Linked DNA regions of Homo sapiens: regions 2, 3, 4, 5, 6 and 7 are each linked to region 1. Evidence: chromatin contacts called from ENCODE Hi-C or POLR2A ChIA-PET data. All regions are on one chromosome and are shown on one strand. The core of a region is the stretch at or near the end of the contact, and the rest is flanking DNA. Distances in the headings are between cores, read along the strand shown. Region 1 holds the start of SNHG1 (small nucleolar RNA host gene 1). Region 2 holds the start of SF1 (splicing factor 1). Region 3 holds the start of TMEM138 (transmembrane protein 138). Region 4 holds the start of TRMT112 (tRNA methyltransferase activator subunit 11-2). Region 5 holds the start of SDHAF2 (succinate dehydrogenase complex assembly factor 2). Region 6 holds the start of GPR137 (G protein-coupled receptor 137). Region 7 holds the start of FKBP2 (FKBP prolyl isomerase 2).

Region 1 (2,583 bases), core at 47-2,546:
GGATGGAATGAAGCTTATTCATAAACAACAACTGCCATCAGAACTCTAACATGCTATTAACTTTTGTACCTCACAGAACATCAGCTTATCAATTCAAATCATCTGACAGTAACGTGATCGATATATGGATGAGGGTAACAGCACACCCTTACAAGAACTGTAGTACCGGGTTGCGATCTCCCTCCCCAGAAAATCATTTCAAGAGGAACAAGATGGAAGGCGCCAAAAAACATTGTTCCGCCGGCCACTTGTTTTCTTGAACATTTACAAAGATGACATACACCAATTTGGATAATTACCTGTATTCACCCTGGGAGGCAGCTGAATTCCCCAGGATAGATTATGAGATGCTGTAGACAACAGAGGAAAGCATTTTATGTACCTAAAAATAGTCATTCAAAGACCCCTTAAGACCTCTCTCTCACTTCTCAGTAGTAAGATGACATCACTTGAAAGTTCAGCCATATGCTTGTCATTTTGTGTTCATCATGGAGTGGTTATCTACAAGGTCTCCTCTGTAAGAGCATAAACCATGTACACCTACCTGGAACATTACTGTAACGCTGGCTTTGCATAAAGATGGGTCTTGTCCCATTCCTTCACCAGTAAGCTCTTGTGGGCTGAACATCTGAAAAAATAACACCCTTCACTAACACCTCAGACAAATCAATAGGGCCCTGACATTTGTTGCGTACAGTACAGTGCTACTCAGAATTTTCTGTTTTCTCCACTAATCCATCAGAAAGAGAGAGTTCAGTTCGTAAAATCATCCCCGTAGCAACTTCCACACACTCAACGAAAGAGCAGAGATTAAGAAATGGCCGTAAGAACTTACTGCAACAACAGAGCTCTCTTCGGTTCCAACGTGCGCGTAAATCCTGCAGACAGGAGCCCAATAAGACATTAGGTCAACTCAGGGCATTTCGAAAACGCTATTTTCTGAACAGACGGCTAAGCAAGAGGCTTGCAGGGCCCATCTCCTCAGAGTTATTTATCCTCACGGAGCTCAGTACAGGTCTGTGAAAAGGTCCTCATCATAGGAAGGGGGACCTACACGGCCCGCCATCGCCATTTTGTCCTTCACAAAGCCCCACTGCTACTTTTAAGCCTCGAGGCCACGCACAAGACCTTATCCGCCAGTCGCCCTGGCCAGGCAGCTACAACACAGAAGGCATAGTGCGTGCTATGCTATGTTCGCACAATCGCTCAAAAGAAAATAAAAGAAAAAGACAAAGTACAAAAGAGTAACAGCTATAAAGACCACGAAGCCACTTACCACGAGCAGTAGAAAAATGAGAACGAATCTCCCCGGGGAGACGATTAAATACCATGCCGCAGAGGCCCACGGGATTTGGGGGCGGGGCTACGGCGAGCGCACGCGCATACGTTGACCGCATGCGACCCCGGGGAGTTGTGGGTAGAGAGTTCCAGGGAAGGAGGGCGTAGACAAAGCGCCACCTGAACTTGCGGCGCGAAAAAGGCGCGCATGCGTCCTACGGGAGCGTGCTGGCTCACCGACCGCATTGCGGCTTGGTTTTCTCACCCAGTGCATGTGGCAGGAGCGGTGAGATCACTGCCTCACGGCGATCCTGGACTGACGGTCACGACTGCCTACCCTCTAACCCTGTTCTGAGCTGCCCCTTGCCCACACACCCCAAACCTGTGTGCAGGATCCGCCTCCATGGAGCTACAGCCTCCTGAAGCCTCGATCGCCGTCGTGTCGATTCCGCGCCAGTTGCCTGGCTCACATTCGGAGGCTGGTGTCCAGGGTCTCAGCGCGGGGGACGACTCAGGTACTGGATCCCGGGCTAAGCTCGGGAGGAGGTCCCCTTTGGTGGGGCCATTTCGGGAAAGTATGTCAGGACGTAAGTGCTTCACTGAAGACAGGATCTGATTTTTTCCTAACTGGTTCCCTATGTCCTGCCTTCTGGTGCGTTTTCTTTAGATCTTGGACTACTACGGGCCAACATTAGCTAACATTTATGGAGCACCGTTTTAAGCACACTATATGAATCGATTAATCCACCAAAATCCCAAGAGCTAGGTAGGATGACAACCCCCATTTTATTGATGGGGAACCCTAAAGAGCTCCGGCGGTGCTGCCTGCTGCAACTCCTGCCTGATCAATATGGTTGCAGTCAGCTATAGACTGTTTTACTGAGACCGGACAACATTAGTTCAGTCGTTTGTGGTAAACATCTACGTGTACAAGCACACTTTATAAACATTTTTTTCTTTCTTTTTTTTTTTTTTTGAGACGGAGTTTCGCTCTTGTTGCCCAGGCTGGAATGCAATGGCCCGATCTCAGCTCACTGCATTCCACCTCCCGGGTTCAAGCAATTCTCCTGCCTCAGCCTCCTGAGTAGCTGGGATTACAGGCATGCGCCACTGTGACCGGCTAATTTTGTATTTTTAGTAGAGACAGGGTTTCTCCATGTTGGTCAGGCCGGTCTTGAACTCCTGACCTCGGGTGATCCGCCTGCCTCGGCCTCCCAAAGTGCTGGGATTACAGGCGTGAGCCACCGCGCCCGGCCAAACATTTTTTTCTTTCAAGACGGAGGCTTGCTCTGTCGCCCAGGCTGG
Region 2 (2,583 bases), core at 24-2,523, 1.9 Mb after region 1:
TTTCCCCGTACATAGGCAGAAACTCCCTACATTTGCCACAAAAGAGTCCTTCTATTTCCCAAGGGGTACAGGATCAGAGGGAAAAGCTTTTTAAAACAAAGCGACAGGGCAGCCGATCAGACTGAGATCTAAACATACTGAACAGATTTAAAAAAAAAAACAAACTAAAATTCTCTCCCCAAAAGAGACCAAGAAAGATCAGACCCAACCATCATCTGAAGCATGCCAACCTCTCCCGGATGAAAACCCTGCCTTGCTGTAGAAGCAGAGGAGCTATCCTTGGTACGGTTCCCATTCTGGTTCCTCAAGACCAGAAGGGAGTCGCTGCACGTCATCAGGTGAGGCTTTCACGCCCTGCTGGCATTCACAGCTAGCACCCCGTCCAGCGCTGAACACCCGCCACCCCTGTTCCCGACACCAGCGGACTGGACAGCAATAGTGGGCCCCCAGTCTATACAGTTGCGCCGCACAGCCCGGCCACCTCACTGCGTCTGCGCACAGAGCGCCTCCCGCCCGCCCAGCCCTCCCCCCACAGCGCGCGTGCGCACTCGAGGCCCTAGAACCAGGCCGCGCGCGCCCAGGGGCGCCTCCGCCCGGGCCTCCCCGTGCGCGCACGCGCGCCCCTGCCGCGTGCAGCCGCCGTCGCCGCCGCCGCGCGCCCCTCAGGCGGCCGGGCCCGTCCGCGCGACGCCTCTCGCGCTCTCTCGGCCCGACTCACCTCCTCCGCCGCCGGCCGGGCCCGGCTGCTGGTCCTTACGCGGCGGCTGGGGTGGCGGCGGCTGCGGCGGCGACACGCGCTGGTAGAGCGGCGGCGGAGGGGGCGGCTGCGGCGGCGGGTACGAGGCGCCGGGGGACGGTGGCGGTGGAGGCGGCGGCGGCTGCTGGGGAGGCGGAGGGGGCGGCGGCGGAGGCGGCGGAGGCAGCGCCGCGAAGGGGAAGGCCGCGGTCAGGGCCCCCATCGAGCCCACGGGCGGGGGCGGCGGCGGCCCGGGAGCCAGCAGCCCCGCCCCAGGCCCGGGTGCAGGCGGAGGGCCCGGCTCGAAGCCTCCTTTGGGCCCGGGGAGCGGGGGCAGCCCGGGGGGGCCCAGCTTACCCAACGGCGTGGCGTTCGCTCCGGTCGCCATGGCGCCCCCGGGGACAGGCACCGGCACCTGCTTTTCCTCTGCGGCGGCTTCTCCTTCGCAAGCCTCCCGGGGGGAGGGGACCCGAATGCGCTGCCGGAGCGCGCGGAGCCCGTCCTCTCACGCGGCGGGCGGCGGCGGCGCGAGACGCACAAAGAGGGAGGAGAGAGGGCACCGCGGGGGCGGGCCGGGGGCGGCGGGGCCGGGGCCTGGATTGGGCCGGGCCGAGGCGAAGGGTCGAAATCGGCGGCCTCCGATTGGCGGAGCCTCAGTCCTTCTTGATGCGCGCTGGGATTGGCCGAACCGTTAGGCCAAGCGAGGAAATGGCGGCGGAGTTCGGTGGGCTGGGAGGTGTCGCAGCGCGCACTTCATTTGTTACTGCGTGAACTGAGCTCCGAGTCCAGAAAGGAGGGGATGGGGTGGGGCGAACTCTATGACGGAGCGACGGCGAGCTCTCTCATTGGCTGCGGTGGTGGACTCAATCAATCTCGCCTGCGTTGTAGTGTCGCGGGATTGGCTGTCGCTGGTTCCAGCCTTTTTCTACTCCCCTCCCCCAGGGGGCAGTTTCTCCGGGATTAAGCGAGAGTCGCGGCGGAAAAGGCCCAGCCGGAACGAGATTTACGGCGGGGGAGTCCTGGAGCAGGAAGTGCGCATGCGTAGATGGAGCAAAACCGCCTCTCCACCCGTCTCCCTTCACCATCGACCCTTGGGTCCAGCAAGGAAGCCCTAAGTGACGTCAACCTTTGTTCCCATGGTAACGCAGAACCTTGGGGCGGGAGCAGGGGAGGGGCTGGCGCGCGCCGGAAAACCGGCTCAGTTGACGCTGCAGGTAAAAAGACTTCCTGTTTTTTTGGAAAAAAAAAAAAAAAAAAAAAGTGACCCAAAAAGCTACGAATAGAGACGACTTATCGAAGGATTTAAAACAGTATTTGAACTGATGCAACAACATATTAGATGAAAGGTAACAGAAGGTTGTCAGTTCAAAAATTACAAATACACACTTCTATTGGAATCTCCACGGAGTTCAGAGGATTTAATTAAATGATCTTAAAATCGTATAAAACAATAACTACGGCCGGGCGCGGTGGCTCACGCCTGTAATCCCAGCACTTTGACAGGCCGAGGCGGGCGAATCACAAGGTCAGAAGGTCGAGACCAGCCTGACCAACATGGCGAAACCCCGTCTCTACGAAAAATACAAAAATTAGTTGGGTGTAGTGGTGCACTCCTGCAATCCCAGCTTCCCAGGAGGATGAGGCAAGAGAATCGCTTGAACCCGGGAGGCGGAGGTTGCAGTGAGCCGAGATGGGGCCACTGCACTTCAGCCTGGGTGACAGAGCGAGACTGTCAAAAATAAAAATAAAAATAACTACTACAGTACTGGGAAAACTTTACAAGACGGAGCAGGAGCTTGCCTTTCCAGATGACAAACATAGTATATAAAACACAATAGGCCAGTGCC
Region 3 (2,583 bases), core at 62-2,561, 1.5 Mb before region 1:
TGAAGGGGTAGAAAATCAGTTTGTTGCTCTCCCTCCCCGATGGACTGGGGGACTTCAAGAATCTTGAGGACCAGATTTAGGATACAAGCCCTAAACCCTCATCTTACAAATCAAAAACACTGTGACACTGGGGCCCAAAACAAGAAAATGACTTAGCCAAGGTAAGTGGCCGAGCTGGTACAGGAATTCGGGTCCACTCCCTCTCAGCTCTGAGGATTCCTTATTCTCAAAGGTAGCTTCTGTTAAAGTCGGAACATGAGGAGTGAAGGGCTCAATATTCCTGCCAAGGAGGTAGGTGAACAAGTTACCCCTTAGCACCGGAATAATTATAGACCCCGACTTCAGGCTGTGCCTAGGTCCGGCTCAGGTGTCCAAAGAACCGTTCCAGGCACCCGAGGGGTGATCCCTGACTCCTCTGCTGGGTGCTCGTGCCAGCTAACAATGGGTGAAAATTGGGGTGAGGAGCTCCAGGTGCTTTCTGCGTCCTCTGAAGAGCTTTCGTGCCTTTATAACCACCGCGTTGGAAGGAAGAGCGCGGAGAAAGGTGCCCACTTTCTAAAAGAGAAAATTGAGGCCGAGCAAGGGGATCGCGACAGTGCGAAGCGAGATAGCAGCGGAACCAGCATTCGAACCCAGGTCCCTGAACTCCCAGCCCCGGGATCCTTCTCACCCCTAACCACAGTGGGACGAAGTGAGGCCGGGATCTCCGGAACCCGCCTCTCGCTACCAGGCGCCGGAGCTGCCGCTCCCGAGGTTCCTAGGAGATGCAGAAGACACTGCCCTGAATGCCTACAGCCGGCTGGCAATGCCGCCCCAGAGCAGAGCGGCGGGTGCCGCCTCGCCTTCTTATAGGCTCGCAGCACTTCCAGTCGCGCGCGAGGCCTCCTGGGAAGTGAAGTCCGGAGACCAGGGGTGGCCGGCTCCCAGCGCGCCAAGCTGCTAACCCCCTAACTCCCGTTCCTCCTCGGCGTTTCTTCTCCAAGTCCGAAGTCAGGGTCCAGGACTGCTGCGATGCATCAGCCCCGCCTCTCATCCCCCATCCAGAGGAGGCGGAAATGTTCAGGTGAACGCGAAGCCTCCCACTACGAGCCGGCCCTCAGCAAGGCCGTGCGCAGTGTGGGCGGGAGCCCTAAGTCAGCTAGCGGCGACGCTGGGAGGGCCCGGAGCAGGCCGGGCCCCGAACAGCGAAAGCTCCAACATGGCGGCCAGACTGGCCATAGAGCGGGAAGAGAAAGCCGGGGACTAGCAGGCCGCACGGCGCAGACGGGGCCCGCCTCCTCCATTTACTTCCGGAATTTAAAGCCGGCTTCCGGAAGCCGGGACGATGTCCGCATGACAACCGACGTTGGAGTTTGGAGGTGAGAGTGATTGACGAGGAGTGGGTTAAGTGACCAGAAGTCAGAATTTTTGGTGCTGTTGTTTTGGGCTTGGGTTTTATGCTTTGTTGTTGTTTGCCAAGGAAGCCTCGTTTTTAAGTGGATTGGGAAGCGTGAGGAATACTGCCCTAGGTACAAAGGGAAGGCGGCAGGTAGCGGTGGACGAATTAAAGAGCTTCATGAGCTTGTGAGTCTCCACTGCCCTAAACTGGAGGGGATCGTCGTACGTAGAGACAGGCATGGGCGTTTCTGCATAACGGATCCTCAAAACAGCCCTGGATGGTGGCCTATGAGTAGTGGTTAAGAGCACGGGTTTGGCGTCACAGTTATGAAGCCGGGTTCTGCTGACTTGAGACCTGGAGGAATGCCTTGAGCTCTGACTTCTGTGTCCTTTCCTGTAGAATAGGAATAATTCCCACCTTGCAGACTTGTAGGGAGGATTAAAGGAAACGATCTTGGTTGACAAGTTTATCGTGGTGTGAGTACCTAGGTAGTAGCTATCAGTGTTATTTAATGCGGCCGGGCGCAGTGGCTCACGCCTGTAATCCCAGCACTTTGGGAGGCCGAGGCGGGAGGATCACGAGGTCAGGAGATCGAGACCATCCTGGCTAACATGGTGAAACCCCGTCTCTACTAAAAATACAAAAAATTAGCCAGGCGTGGTGGCACGCACCTGTAGTCCCAGCTACTTGGGAGGCTGAGGCAGGAGAATCGCTTGAACCCGAGAGGCGGAGGTTGCAGTGAGCCAAGATCATGCCACTGCACTCCAGCCTGGCGACAGAGCGAGACACTCTCTCTCTCTCTAAAATTTAATGAATGAGGAAACCGCGAACATATGTCCAATAAGGTGGGACTTCACCAGCTGAGGTGGAGGAGGTGCCTTAACCTTCCGGAGCCTCTGTGTAAAATGGGGATAATATACATTGTAATGGCTACTTCTCAAGATGGTTGTAGGATTACGTAAGGTTAGAAATATGAAAAGAGCTTATAAATTGCAAAACATTTTACCGATGCTAATTTAATCGCTAACACTCCAGAGCATTTTGAAATTTCTTTATAGATTTGGCACAGCAGCGGGTCATAGGACACCCCCAGAGCAACTTGTGGGTCTTGGAATAGATGAAAAGAAACAACTGCCACTGTGTTGCAACCATAACCCTAAAGATAAAGCTTTCCAGGAGACCCCTGTTTCCTCTCTGCTTTTTCT
Region 4 (2,583 bases), core at 62-2,561, 1.5 Mb after region 1:
GCACGGGATGCGTGGGAGGCAGAAACCTATCTCAGGGAGGGAAGGGGATGGAGGCCAGAGTCTCCCAGTGGGTGATGCTTTTGCTGCTGCTTAATCCTACCCCCTCTTCAAAGCAGAGTGGGACTTGGAGAGCAAAGGCCCATGCCCCCTTCGCTCCTCCTCTCATCATTTGCATTGGGCATTAGTGTCCCCCCTTGAAGCAATAACTCCAAGCAGACTCCAGCCCCTGGACCCCTGGGGTGGCCAGGGCTTCCCCATCAGCTCCCAACGAGCCTCCTCAGGGGGTAGGAGAGCACTGCCTCTATGCCCTGCAGAGCAATAACACTATATTTATTTTTGGGTTTGGCCAGGGAGGCGCAGGGACATGGGGCAAGCCAGGGCCCAGAGCCCTTGGCTGTACAGAGACTCTATTTTAATGTATATTTGCTGCAAAGAGAAACCGCTTTTGGTTTTAAACCTTTAATGAGAAAAAAATATATAATACCGAGCTCAAAAACACTGTGTTTGGTGTCATTGGGTCAAGGGTTGGGGATACACACGGCAGAATTCGGAAACAGGGTATAGATCAACAAAAATACACAGTCATAACAAGAAAAACTGGCGCCTGGCACAATCAACTCTCAGTTTCCTCTTCACTCAGCAGCATGTTGGGGATCCCGCGGCTGATGGGGAACATACGTCCAGATTCCGGGCACTGCAGGGTGCCCTCTATCACTTCCACCTGCGGGCAGGGAGGGACAGAGCTGAGCACTGGCAGCCTCAGTGCGGGAGGCAGGTGGCCCGGGAAGCAAGTGATGGGCCGCTTCTCACCTCCAGCAGCAGGTGGTGCATGGTCCTCAGAAACTCCTCATTCTCCTCATATCCCTCAACCGGCCCTTTCGGCACCTGGATCAGACGCAACTGTGGGCAAGAGGCCAAAATTATCTCCGGGCATCCCGAACTCCCGCCTCAGCCCGGCTGAGGTGTGCCCGCCCCGCATTCCCCGGGATATGCTGGGGCGGGGTAAGGATCCTCACGTTATCGGCCGCCTCCAGGAACGCCGACCACTCCACTTTAGGTATCATACGCGCCACGAAGTTGGGGTTGAATTCCACAGGGCAGATACGGACCTCGGTGGCCTGCAGGGCGGAGGAGTTTAGGCAAGCACTGGACCCCGGCCCACCATCCCGCCCGAAAAGGGAAGACTGCCGCCGGCGGGTACCTGGAGGCGCAGGGGGAAGCCACGGGACCCCACCCCCCGCACATGCGAGCTCAGCAGATTGTGGGTAAGCAGTTTCATGTCGCCGCACAAACTCTCGCCAGGCCGGAACCGGAAAAAGGTCGTCCTCCGCTGCCTCACTTCCGGGGATGCTCCTCTCGATGCTATTGGATAGCCAGGAGAACCGGAAGTGGCGAACTTGCTGGAACTTCTCGTGTTTGTGGGAGCTGAGGTAGGTAGGTGAAAGACCTGTCGGGTCACGCGCCGCTACCGGAAGCGTCTCAGCAGGAGGTTCCTACGGCGCACGCCCAGCTTTTTTTTGCCACAAATTCTTCGTAAGATGCAAATCATATGCAAAATAGCTGCAATGCAGGAGCTCTCGTTGAATGCAAAATAAACACATTTTACTCCTACACAGGCGCCTAACACCGTCGTCCTCTGTATCCCACTTTCGGTTAAGGGGCAGAAATACCGCCCTATCTGTAAATTAGGCCCATGGAAGCCGAGCCGCACCTCATTCCTATATGCAAATTAGCTGCTCCAGTGCCGAAAGCTCCGCCCCATTTGTAGTTGCGTCGGCTGTCCAGCACCCAGTGCAAACGAGGCGTGGGTCCCGGAAGCTCTGTTCTGCGGGTGGCCGCTCGCGCCTGCGCAGTGGAGGCGGCCCAGGCCCGCCTTCCGCAGGGTGTCGCCGCTGTGCCGCTAGCGGTGCCCCGCCTGCTGCGGTGGCACCAGCCAGGAGGCGGAGTGGAAGTGGCCGTGGGGCGGGTATGGGACTAGCTGGCGTGTGCGCCCTGAGACGCTCAGCGGGCTATATACTCGTCGGTGGGGCCGGCGGTCAGTCTGCGGCAGCGGCAGCAAGACGGTACAGTGAAGGAGAGTGGGCGTCTGGCGGGGTCCGCAGTTTCAGCAGAGCCGCTGCAGCCATGGCCCCAATCAAGGTGACCGCTGGCCCGGCCGGGCCTGACATCCCCCACTACCCCCATGGCAATCCCCGTCCCGCTAGTCTGAGAGTATCGCTTTATTTCCTGCCTGCCAGACCCCTCCCCTCCGCCCGCCCGGCTCATCCCTTCAGAAGGCCCTCGTGGCTGCCCACCTTTCTCGCCAATCGTGGGGGCCTCACCTCCCGGGACAGTCCCGAGGCATTGTGTTTTTTGTTTTTTGTTTTTTTTTGAGACGGAGTCTTTCTGTGTCGCCCAGGCTGGAGTGCAGTGACGCAATCTCTGCTCACTGCAGCCTCCGCCTCCCGGGTTCAAGCGATTCTACTGCCTCAGCCTCCTGAGTAGCTGGGACTACAGATGCGAGCCACCACGCCCAGCTATTGTATTTTTAGTAGAGACGGGATTTCACCCCGTTGTTCAGATTGGTCTCGAACTCCTGACCTC
Region 5 (2,583 bases), core at 33-2,532, 1.4 Mb before region 1:
TGAATACCGTAGCAAATGTACTTTTGATTTTTAAGTGTGGTTAGTCTGACACCCACCTTTGGCTTCCTGGGGAGTAAATTCCACAGGTTGATTCACCATTCTATTACACCTGCTTTTTATTTGCTCTTAAATCAAAGCCTTTAAAATTAAGCCTGGAGCTTCAAATTAACATAAAGAGGAATGGAGTGTAGTCTTTAAAGTTTCTGCAGGAGAAAAATTTTAGACCGGATAGACGCGTGTTCAAGCCTAGGACTGGTACAGCTTGAAACCACTGCCAGTTTGCTGAAAATGATTCCTCAGATGATCAAGGAAAATCCCAAAGCTCCTGATGACACCTCACCTGGTTGAACTCCTCGTCAGCATATATATCAATCAAGTCCACTCCTTCTGACATGGCTCCGGAAGGAAGATCGCGAGTCCGGAGGATGGACAAAGTAAGGAAGATGCCACTGCGGGATTCGGAAAAATGCAAGAATTAGAAGGCACGAGGGTCCTGGGCTGGGAAGAGGGTAATGATTGCTAACCTCCCATCTCCAGAGACGCAGCATCCTGGCGGCCCCAGCTCGGCCCCACCCGCTCCGCCCCGCCCCCGGCCTCGCGCCGCCCACCGCTCTCCCAGGCCGCCGGGGGTCGCTGCCCATCACCCTCGGGCCCGACCCGGGTAGCGCCGCGTCTGCGCCGCAGCTGCCTATGGCGCGACGGAAAAGTCCCACCCTCGGGTCCTAGTGGCCCTAGGACGGCGTTGCGAAGAATGACCGCGGCGAAGCCCGCAGCCCCTATCCGCTGCACCTGCCTAGCCCCCAAGGCGGCTCCGGCCAGAGCCCCCAGGTGTCAAGCAGCTCCAGCCGCCTCTGCCCCCAACCCAGGCCTACTCTTCGCCCCCAGCTAGGCCCGCCCCGCTCCCTCCCGACAAACCCGGCCCGGCGCGCTCTGCCTCCTCCCTCAAAAGGCCCGCGACTCCCTCCGCCCGCAGACTCCGGCCGTCCCATCTCAACCGACCCCCTTCCCGCCTCAGTGCCGGCCCGGACCCCTCTTCCGGCCCAACCTGCCCCCGACCGCGCGCCCCCGTTACCGGGAATATGGCGGCGGCGGCGGCGAGTCCGGACTAGGCCCGAAGCGCGCGAACCGCTCTCCGCCCCAGGTCCCGCCCCCCCCGCCGCCGGCGTCACACGCACCGCCACTTCCGGCATGCGCAGGGACGCACCTTCCGGCTCAGCTCCTCCGTGGCTGCCGTGGTCGGCTGGCCGGGCGGCTAGGAGTTCCCGGAAGTGCCCGCGCAGCCGGTTTCCGGTGCAGGTGGGGAAAATGGCGGTGTCTACAGTGTTCTCGACTTCGTCGCTGGTGAGGAGAGAGAACGTTCTAGCGTCCGGGGCGGGCGGCAGCGGGGATTACCCTTTGTCTTCCTCTGTGGTCTCTATCTTGGGGAGAGTTCGTCTGCCCGATAGCGCAGGGCAAGGGCAGGCCCAGGGAGAGGCCGATCCTGCAACTCAGGAAATAAAGGTCGCTTCCATTCTTTGGTGAGCCTACTGTGTGCCGGTCTGGAAATATCTGCTTAAACGATCAGTCATCGTCCAAGACCCAATTCGCCTCTCACCTACGTCCCAGGCGGGATTAGCCCAACTTCCCTGGGCTCCCCTTCTCCCCGTTCTTTAGTCTTTAATGCTTTTCGTGGTTTCACATAGTATCTTCAGCTTTTTGTTTGTTTATAATTGACATATAATTGTACGTGTTTATGGGGGTACAGTATAATGTTTTAATACATGTGTACATCGAATAATCAAATCAGCGTAGTTAGCATGTCCATCACCTCAAATCTTTATCATTTATTTACGGTAATAACTTTTCAAGATCTTTTTCTAGCATCTTGACATATACAGTACAGTGTTATTAGCTGTAGTCACTCTAATATGTAATAGAACACTGGAACTTATTATTCTTTTTTCCTAGCCTGCTGTTATAAAGTAACTAACTTTGCCTCTATCTTCCCCTCCTACCCCCATCCCTATCTTTATTCTTTTTTTTTTTTCCTGCAGACCCAGGGACTCGATCTTTATTCTTTTTTGATGTAGGCGTTTACACTATAAACTTCCTTCTTAGTACAGCTTTTGTCGCATCTCATAATTTTGTATATGTTGGGTTTTAGTTTGTCTCAGGATATTTCCTTTTTGTTTGTTTTTTGTTGTTTTCCTTTTTTTTTTTTGAGACGGAGTTTTGCTCTTGTCGCCCAGGCTGGAGTGCAATGGCACGAACTTGGCTCACTGCAACCTCCACCTACCGGGTTCAAGCGATTCTTCCGCCTCAGCCTCCCAGGTAGCTGGGATTACAGGCATCGCCATCATGCCTGGCTAATTTTTGTATTTTTGTAGAGATGGGGTTTCACCTTGTTGGCCAGGCAGGTCTCGAACTCCAGACTTAAGGTGATCCGTCCTTCTCGGCCTCCCAAAGTGCTGAGATTACAGGCGTGAGCCACCGCGCCCGGCCTGTTGTTTCCCTTCTTTTTTCTTTTTTTCGTAGAGACAGGTTCTCACTATGTTGCCCAGGCTGGTCTCAAACTCCTGGCCTCAAGTGATCCTCCTGCCTCAG
Region 6 (2,583 bases), core at 10-2,509, 1.4 Mb after region 1:
CCAGGCCCCGCCCCGCCCGTGGTGACGGCGCACAGGTCTCACCCCAAGCCCGATCTCGAGGCCCCTGACCCGGGCCTGCCGCCTCCCTCCAGCACCCCGGGCTCCGGGCCCTAGTTGCTTGGGCAACGGGAACTGTCAGCGACCTGGCCCAATCACCTCTCGGAACGTCACTCGGGTAGGTCCAGAGGCGGGGTCAACCCGGCCCGGCCCCGCCCCCCCGCCGGATCCAAGGCTCCTCGTCCGCATCCTTTTTCCTCCCTCCTTCGGCCCCGGGGCTCACATCCTCGCTGCCTCACACCTTGGGCGTGTGTGGGAGCAGGAGAGGGATTCTCTGGGGTCCCCATTTGGAACCTGGAGACCCACTTCTGCCAACAAGTCCTTCAGCCCCTCTGGGCCTTAGTTTCCCCCCAGTGAAGTGGGGATAGTGACAGCTCCCCCGGGAGCCAGTGAAAACTTTGTGAAGGGAGTGATTACTGCGGGCGAAGGCGCTTGGCACAGCCACAACTGAAGCTCAGCCGTCGGATGTGATTATTGTTGCTATTGTTACCGCTCCGCCTGGACTGGGTGCCCGGTCGGAAAGTCCCGCTCCCCGCTCCTCCTCCCAGGCGCGGAAGCTTCGCGCCGCCCGCCTCGGGGGACACCTCCCGCGCCATCTCGGGGGCACTGGAGATAAGGAAAGGAACCTCCTCCCTGGCTGGGATGGCTGCCCGGGCGCGGGAGGAGGGCCGGGGACCCGGTGAGGGAGGACCGTAGGGCCCGTGGGGGCTTCACGCCTGGCAGGCGGCCGGCCAGGTGAGCAGGGCCGCGGGCGCGCCGGGGCGAGGGGCGGGCCCGCGCGGGGGATTCGGGGCTCCGCGGGTTCAGGCCCGGGGGCGGGGCCCGGGGGCCATCTTGGCTATGGGCGGAAGTTTTCTTCAGAGACCGAGGGACGGGAATCCGTTGCCGCCCCCGGCCGGGCGGCACGACCCCGATTTGGGTATAGGAGAGAGGAGCGTGGGAACTGGCGGACCCCCATACAAGTAAAGGCGGGCGGCACGGGGCACGGCCCACCCGGGGACCCCCTGGATGCGGCACGGCCCCCGCAACTCGGCCGCCCTCCTGCCGCCTCCCGTAACCCCGGGCGCCCGCCAGCGGCGCAGCTCGCGCCAATTCTCGTACGGTTTCACGCCGGGTGCGGCGCTGGACTGCGGAGCCAGCCGGGCCGCTGCGCAATTTGCGTAGCGAACGGCGCCCGCGCAGGCGCGGAGGGGGAGGGGGGCGGAGCAGCGGGAGCCGGGGAGCCGGAGCCCCGGGTCCCCACGACCTGAGCCGGCTCTCCCATCAGCGGCCTGAGGACCTGGCGTCCGCCTCCTCCCTCCCCTTGAGGCTGGAGCGTGGACGCGGTGGGGGAGGGTGGGGCGGGGGCAGCTTTCGAGAATTACGAGGACAGGAGGCAGAGGCCCTCCCCATCCGCATTATTGGAGGAGAGAGAGCCTCCCCCAGCTTGGGGAGGGGGAGAGCGGGGCATTGGGCGCCCCTCGCAGCGGCCGCTGCCCTGACCCGACGGGTATCAGCCGGCTCTCCCCCTCCACCCAGGACGACATGAACGACCGAGGCCAGGGAGTCCTCTCCTTGGGCCTCTGCATCCCCCCATCCTTGGCTCTGGGGTAGGCCCAGGGAGGAGACACCCCCAACCCCTATCCGGTCTGTCCTGGAGAAAAGAGACTGCCCTTCCATGCCCCTGAGTGAGGGGCCTGGGGCCCAGGCTGCCTGTGTTCCCCAAGGGCAAGGGTCTCTCTGTTGAGGAGGAGGGGCCTGTCAGCCACAACTTCTTTCCTCCTGAGCGCCCCATCTCCCTCTCTGCACCCTGCAATTCCCACCCCTCCGTATTTATTTCCCTGGTCCCGCCGACAGTCCCTCCTTGTCTGTCTCCGGGATTCAGGCCTCCCTCCCTGACATGGAGAGTAACCTGTCTGGCCTGGTGCCTGCTGCCGGGCTGGTGCCTGCGCTGCCACCTGCTGTGACCCTGGGGCTGACAGCTGCCTACACCACCCTGTATGCCCTGCTCTTCTTCTCCGTCTATGCCCAGCTCTGGCTGGTGCTTCTGTATGGGCACAAGCGTCTCAGCTATCAGACGGTGTTCCTGGCCCTCTGTCTGCTCTGGGCCGCCTTGCGTACCACCCTCTTCTCCTTCTACTTCCGAGATACTCCCCGCGCCAACCGCCTGGGGCCCTTGCCCTTCTGGCTTCTCTACTGCTGCCCCGTCTGCCTGCAGTTCTTCACCTTGACGCTTATGAACCTCTACTTTGCCCAGGTAACCAACTGTGGTCCCGGGTGGGGGGCGGGAGGTGGCAAGCCTCAAGGACCCACAGGAGTGAAGGGCATCTCTGCTCCTAGGTGGTGTTCAAGGCCAAGGTGAAGCGTCGGCCGGAGATGAGCCGAGGCTTGTAAGTACTCGGGACACTGGTGGGCTCAGCCTCCAGGTCAGGGGCAGGTGACAGTCCCATGTAGATCCCTTCCCACCTCTCAGGGCTGAGACAAAGGCAACCCAGGGAATGTCTGTGGAAGATCTTGGAAAAGTTAAAGCACCTGGCGCAGATGGCT
Region 7 (2,583 bases), core at 26-2,525, 1.4 Mb after region 1:
TCTATCCTAGCCCAAGCCCAGCCCCTACCCTTCTCCCTGCAGCCTCCAGTGCCCAGGGCTGAGTGGTTTGGGGTGGATGAAAGGCCAACCTTGGGCACCACTGCTTTGCCTGCTGAAGCAGGACATTCAGGGGCAGAGTTAACTCAATTGGGCAGCCACTGGGAGGGGCAGCCACCCTAATGGAGGCTTTCTCTGAGGTGTTGGGTCAGAGCATGTGGGTATGATCTTAGTGGGCCTAAGGCAGGAGTGGGTTGAACCAGGAGACAATTCCTGACAGCGATTACTACTTTCAAATCATTTTCTCAGTCATGATGTCACTGGACATGCCATAGGTCAATTAGCATGAGGCAGAAAGGGGTTAGGGCCCCAGAGCTACCGCCTCCAGAGCCCAGTTAGCCCCACCAGTCACGCACAATGCTTCACATGCACCTCCTCACTTTCTCCTCGCTCGATTCTGAGGTCAGCATCATGATTGTCTTCCTTTTACAATTGAGGAAATAGGCTCAGAAAGGCTAACTGGCCGGGGGGATTTGACCTCAACTCAGCTGTCTCCCTAACCTTCAACCTAGGTTTAGCTGCCTCTCAACTGCAGGTTCATTACTTCAGTTGACAGATGTTTGGTGGCTGCTGGGGCGCCTGAAAATAAGTCTGGTGGGGGAACAGGCCCAGCCAGATCATTCCAGTCATGAGTCACAGCCCAGGTGCACAGGTAGAGGTAAGCCTGGCTCCTGGGAGAGAGATGTGGGCAGGAGCATTGGCTGGAAGCCAGGGCTTGTCATTGGACATCATCTCGGTCCTGCAGGGGCCCTGTGGGGTGGGTGTCATCAAGCCCGTGTTACACGCCTGTATTGGATGACAAATTCTACCAAGCACACAGCCGACCGGGAGTTCAAACGTGAGTGTCACTGTGAAGCCCAGGCTCCACAGCGACTGAGGGCCGTGGGCCATGATGAGGCCCGGGAAAACAGGAGTGCTGTGGGAGAGGCTGGGGGCGACTTGAAATGGCGCCTCAAGACCCCCTCCGGGAACCCACGCCCGCCTGACCTTACTATCACCTCGGCCGGAAGTGTCTCCGGCCTTTTCGGAAGTCACTTTCACCTAACCTTACAGACTACCGCTCCGCCGGAAGTGACGCAGGGCAGCGGCGTCGCGGGGGCGGGGCTCGGGAAAGACCCGTGCCAGCGGGCGTGTGGCCGCGGGTTTCGCACGGTCCAATAAGGGAGGGCGGCGTGGCCCGGCCTGGTAGCGACGAGGACGCGCCTGCGCAGAGGCGGCAGCACCACCGGGGTTGACTCCGGGGGCGCGGCGAGGAGGTGAGCGGGGGCCACAGCCCGGGCTGGGGGGAGCCGGGGTGCAAGAGGGCAGGCTGGATCAGGCCGGGCAGAAGCGGACCGGGCTCCGAGTGTCAACGAGAGCTAGGTGACGAGGAAATTGGGGGTGGGGGCCGGAGCTGTCCGGAGATGCCGCAGGGGGAGGGTTCTCACGCCGCACGGGGCGGAGTCCTGGGACTCGGGGCGGGACGTGGAACCGGGACGGGTGGGACCTCCGAGCTGGTGCCAGTGGAAGGCGGAGCCCGGCGGCGGGGGGCGGAGCTAGGAGGGTCGGGGGACGGAGCCTGGCTCTTGAAGGAGGAGCTGGAGGAGGTGAAAGGCGGAGCCTCGGGGTCGGAAGCAGAGGGGGACGGAGCGGAGGCGCTGGGGGCGGGGCTTCAGCCGGTGAGTGGCGTGGCTACGGCTCCGGAAAAGGGGTCTAGTTCTGTCGAAGGCGGGGCTGCAGGCCCGGGGGCGGTACCGCGTCCTCCGAAGGGCGGTGCCAAGGAGCCAAGTGAGGAGCCTGGCCCGAGTAATGGCCCCGGGCGTCCTCGCGGGGGTGGTCTCCGTGGTGGCCGGGCTTGGGGACGCCGTAGGCCGAGAACTCCACCGGGAGAGGTGGTGTGGGTGGAGCGGGCTCGGCGGCCAGCAGACACAGGGCCAGTCTGGGTGCCCCGGAGACCCCCAAGGGCTCAGAGTTGGGGCGGCGCCCCGGGCGGAAGCACAGGGCCAGGCTGGGGGGTATCTCCCGAGGACCCGGGCTCCTCGGAGCCACCCAGTGGGGATGTGTGGGTGCCTCGGGGCCGGCCCCCTGCAGCGGCCGCAGAGGTGTTGGTGTGCTGGACCGGGGGCAGCTGGGTGTGGCGTGAGTGGGGCCGCCCAGTCGGGGCAACTGCAGTGCAGCCAGATAGGGTCTGGACTTTGCGTAAAGGGACAGGCGGGAACTGAAGAGCGGAGGTGGGGACTGGGAGGGAGGGAAGGTATGGGGGTGAGCAAAGGGGCGGGTCCCTGGCTGCTGTGGCCTCCCCTGACCCCCTCCCCCCGCTGCTGGGGTCCTCGGCCAAGCCCCCTTCTCACTGGACTGGTAAGTGTGGCCCCGGAGCCCGGGGGAGAGGGCGGTGACCCGGGACAAAGGGGATCCCCCGGGGCAAGGAAGATACAGTGGCGGTGGAACCCTCCTGTTACCTACCCGTGTTCCATACTCTCCCTGCCCTCCCCCACGTTCAGTCGGTCGGTCGGGGTCTGTGCCCACAGAGACATGAGGCTGAGCTGG

What was found. A loop is a pair of places that touch in the nucleus more often than their neighbours do. ChIA-PET counts read pairs that join two places held with the same protein, here RNA polymerase II (POLR2A). Pooled maps may share reads with other maps.
Region 2: a pooled map shows a loop between it and region 1 (17-fold over the local background). The contact joins the promoter of SF1 here to the promoter of SNHG1 in region 1. A Hi-C loop is called at or near these places in 1 of 37 single-sample maps with no recorded cell type and 9 of 50 pooled maps. POLR2A ChIA-PET finds 5 or more read pairs at or near these places in 4 of 52 experiments (CD4-positive, alpha-beta T cell, HepG2, activated B cell and 1 more).
Region 3: a loop to region 1 is called in a pooled map, with 5 times the contacts of the local background. The contact joins the promoter of TMEM138 here to the promoter of SNHG1 in region 1. A Hi-C loop is called at or near these places in 1 of 37 single-sample maps with no recorded cell type and 1 of 50 pooled maps. POLR2A ChIA-PET finds 5 or more read pairs at or near these places in 1 of 52 experiments (CD4-positive, alpha-beta memory T cell).
Region 4: a pooled map shows a loop between it and region 1 (5-fold over the local background). The contact joins the promoter of TRMT112 here to the promoter of SNHG1 in region 1. A Hi-C loop is called at or near these places in 1 of 37 single-sample maps with no recorded cell type and 6 of 50 pooled maps. POLR2A ChIA-PET finds 5 or more read pairs at or near these places in 9 of 52 experiments (CD4-positive, alpha-beta T cell, CD4-positive, alpha-beta memory T cell, GM12878 and 5 more).
Region 5: a loop to region 1 is called in a pooled map, with 6 times the contacts of the local background. The contact joins the promoter of SDHAF2 here to the promoter of SNHG1 in region 1. A Hi-C loop is called at or near these places in 3 of 50 pooled maps. POLR2A ChIA-PET finds 5 or more read pairs at or near these places in 2 of 52 experiments (CD8-positive, alpha-beta memory T cell and GM12878).
Region 6: a pooled map shows a loop between it and region 1 (11-fold over the local background). The contact joins the promoter of GPR137 here to the promoter of SNHG1 in region 1. A Hi-C loop is called at or near these places in 6 of 50 pooled maps. POLR2A ChIA-PET finds 5 or more read pairs at or near these places in 6 of 52 experiments (CD4-positive, alpha-beta T cell, HCT116, HepG2 and 3 more).
Region 7: a loop to region 1 is called in a pooled map, with 6 times the contacts of the local background. The contact joins the promoter of FKBP2 here to the promoter of SNHG1 in region 1. A Hi-C loop is called at or near these places in 1 of 37 single-sample maps with no recorded cell type and 5 of 50 pooled maps. POLR2A ChIA-PET finds 5 or more read pairs at or near these places in 6 of 52 experiments (BJ, CD4-positive, alpha-beta memory T cell, H1 and 3 more).

The regions. Positions count from the first base shown.
Region 1 is chr11:62,854,589-62,857,171 of GRCh38, forward strand. It overlaps SNHG1 (small nucleolar RNA host gene 1), which reads right to left and starts at 1,297. Exons shown (of 9, transcript NR_152585.1): 1 at 836-1,297; 2 at 545-628. It overlaps SNORD28 (small nucleolar RNA, C/D box 28), which reads right to left and starts at 107; the gene lies at 33-107. SNORD27 (small nucleolar RNA, C/D box 27) reads right to left here and starts at 495; the gene lies at 424-495. SNORD26 (small nucleolar RNA, C/D box 26) reads right to left here and starts at 778; the gene lies at 704-778. It also overlaps SNORD25 and a transcript of SLC3A2 not described here. RefSeq lists enhancers at 1-403, 1,041-1,120, 1,231-1,410, 1,379-2,352, 2,353-2,583 and a silencer at 1,471-1,530.
Region 2 is chr11:64,777,269-64,779,851 of GRCh38, forward strand. It overlaps SF1 (splicing factor 1), which reads right to left and starts at 1,274. Exons shown (of 13, transcript NM_004630.4): 1 at 1,094-1,274. The coding sequence starts at 1,124. RefSeq lists silencers at 419-728, 989-1,388 and enhancers at 1,051-1,652, 1,629-1,738.
Region 3 is chr11:61,361,063-61,363,645 of GRCh38, forward strand. It overlaps TMEM138 (transmembrane protein 138), which reads left to right and starts at 1,312. Exons shown (of 5, transcript NM_016464.5): 1 at 1,312-1,358. CYB561A3 (cytochrome b561 family member A3) reads right to left here and starts at 820. Exons shown (of 7, transcript NM_153611.6): 1 at 671-820. RefSeq lists enhancers at 371-590, 709-1,430, 841-1,330.
Region 4 is chr11:64,316,248-64,318,830 of GRCh38, forward strand. TRMT112 (tRNA methyltransferase activator subunit 11-2) reads right to left here and starts at 1,312. Exons shown (of 4, transcript NM_016404.3): 1 at 1,202-1,312; 2 at 1,017-1,118; 3 at 811-900; 4 at 213-721. The coding sequence starts at 1,279. The coding sequence ends at 614. ESRRA (estrogen related receptor alpha) reads left to right here. Exons shown (of 7, transcript NM_004451.5): 7 at 1-496. PRDX5 (peroxiredoxin 5) reads left to right here and starts at 1,874. Exons shown (of 6, transcript NM_012094.5): 1 at 1,874-2,139. The coding sequence starts at 1,969. RefSeq lists enhancers at 1-331, 1,489-1,688 and a silencer at 1,779-1,938.
Region 5 is chr11:61,428,842-61,431,424 of GRCh38, forward strand. It overlaps SDHAF2 (succinate dehydrogenase complex assembly factor 2), which reads left to right and starts at 1,283. Exons shown (of 4, transcript NM_017841.4): 1 at 1,283-1,341. The coding sequence starts at 1,306. It overlaps CPSF7 (cleavage and polyadenylation specific factor 7), which reads right to left and starts at 1,134. Exons shown (of 10, transcript NM_001142565.3): 1 at 1,073-1,134; 2 at 341-449. The coding sequence starts at 394. RefSeq lists enhancers at 349-997, 1,354-1,413 and silencers at 504-933, 1,044-1,213, 1,072-1,407.
Region 6 is chr11:64,284,589-64,287,171 of GRCh38, forward strand. GPR137 (G protein-coupled receptor 137) reads left to right here and starts at 1,260. Exons shown (of 7, transcript NM_001170880.2): 1 at 1,260-2,293; 2 at 2,377-2,426. The coding sequence starts at 1,937. It overlaps BAD (BCL2 associated agonist of cell death), which reads right to left and starts at 77. Exons shown (of 4, transcript NM_032989.3): 1 at 43-77. RefSeq lists silencers at 1-246, 597-1,336.
Region 7 is chr11:64,239,820-64,242,402 of GRCh38, forward strand. FKBP2 (FKBP prolyl isomerase 2) reads left to right here and starts at 1,276. Exons shown (of 6, transcript NM_004470.4): 1 at 1,276-1,313; 2 at 2,565-2,583. The coding sequence starts at 2,569. It overlaps LOC114841035, which reads left to right and starts at 1,276. Exons shown (of 6, transcript NM_001370414.1): 1 at 1,276-2,394; 2 at 2,565-2,583. The coding sequence starts at 1,461. The coding sequence ends at 2,258. RefSeq lists enhancers at 283-1,185, 685-744, 785-904, 1,186-2,086 and silencers at 1,185-2,204, 2,235-2,474.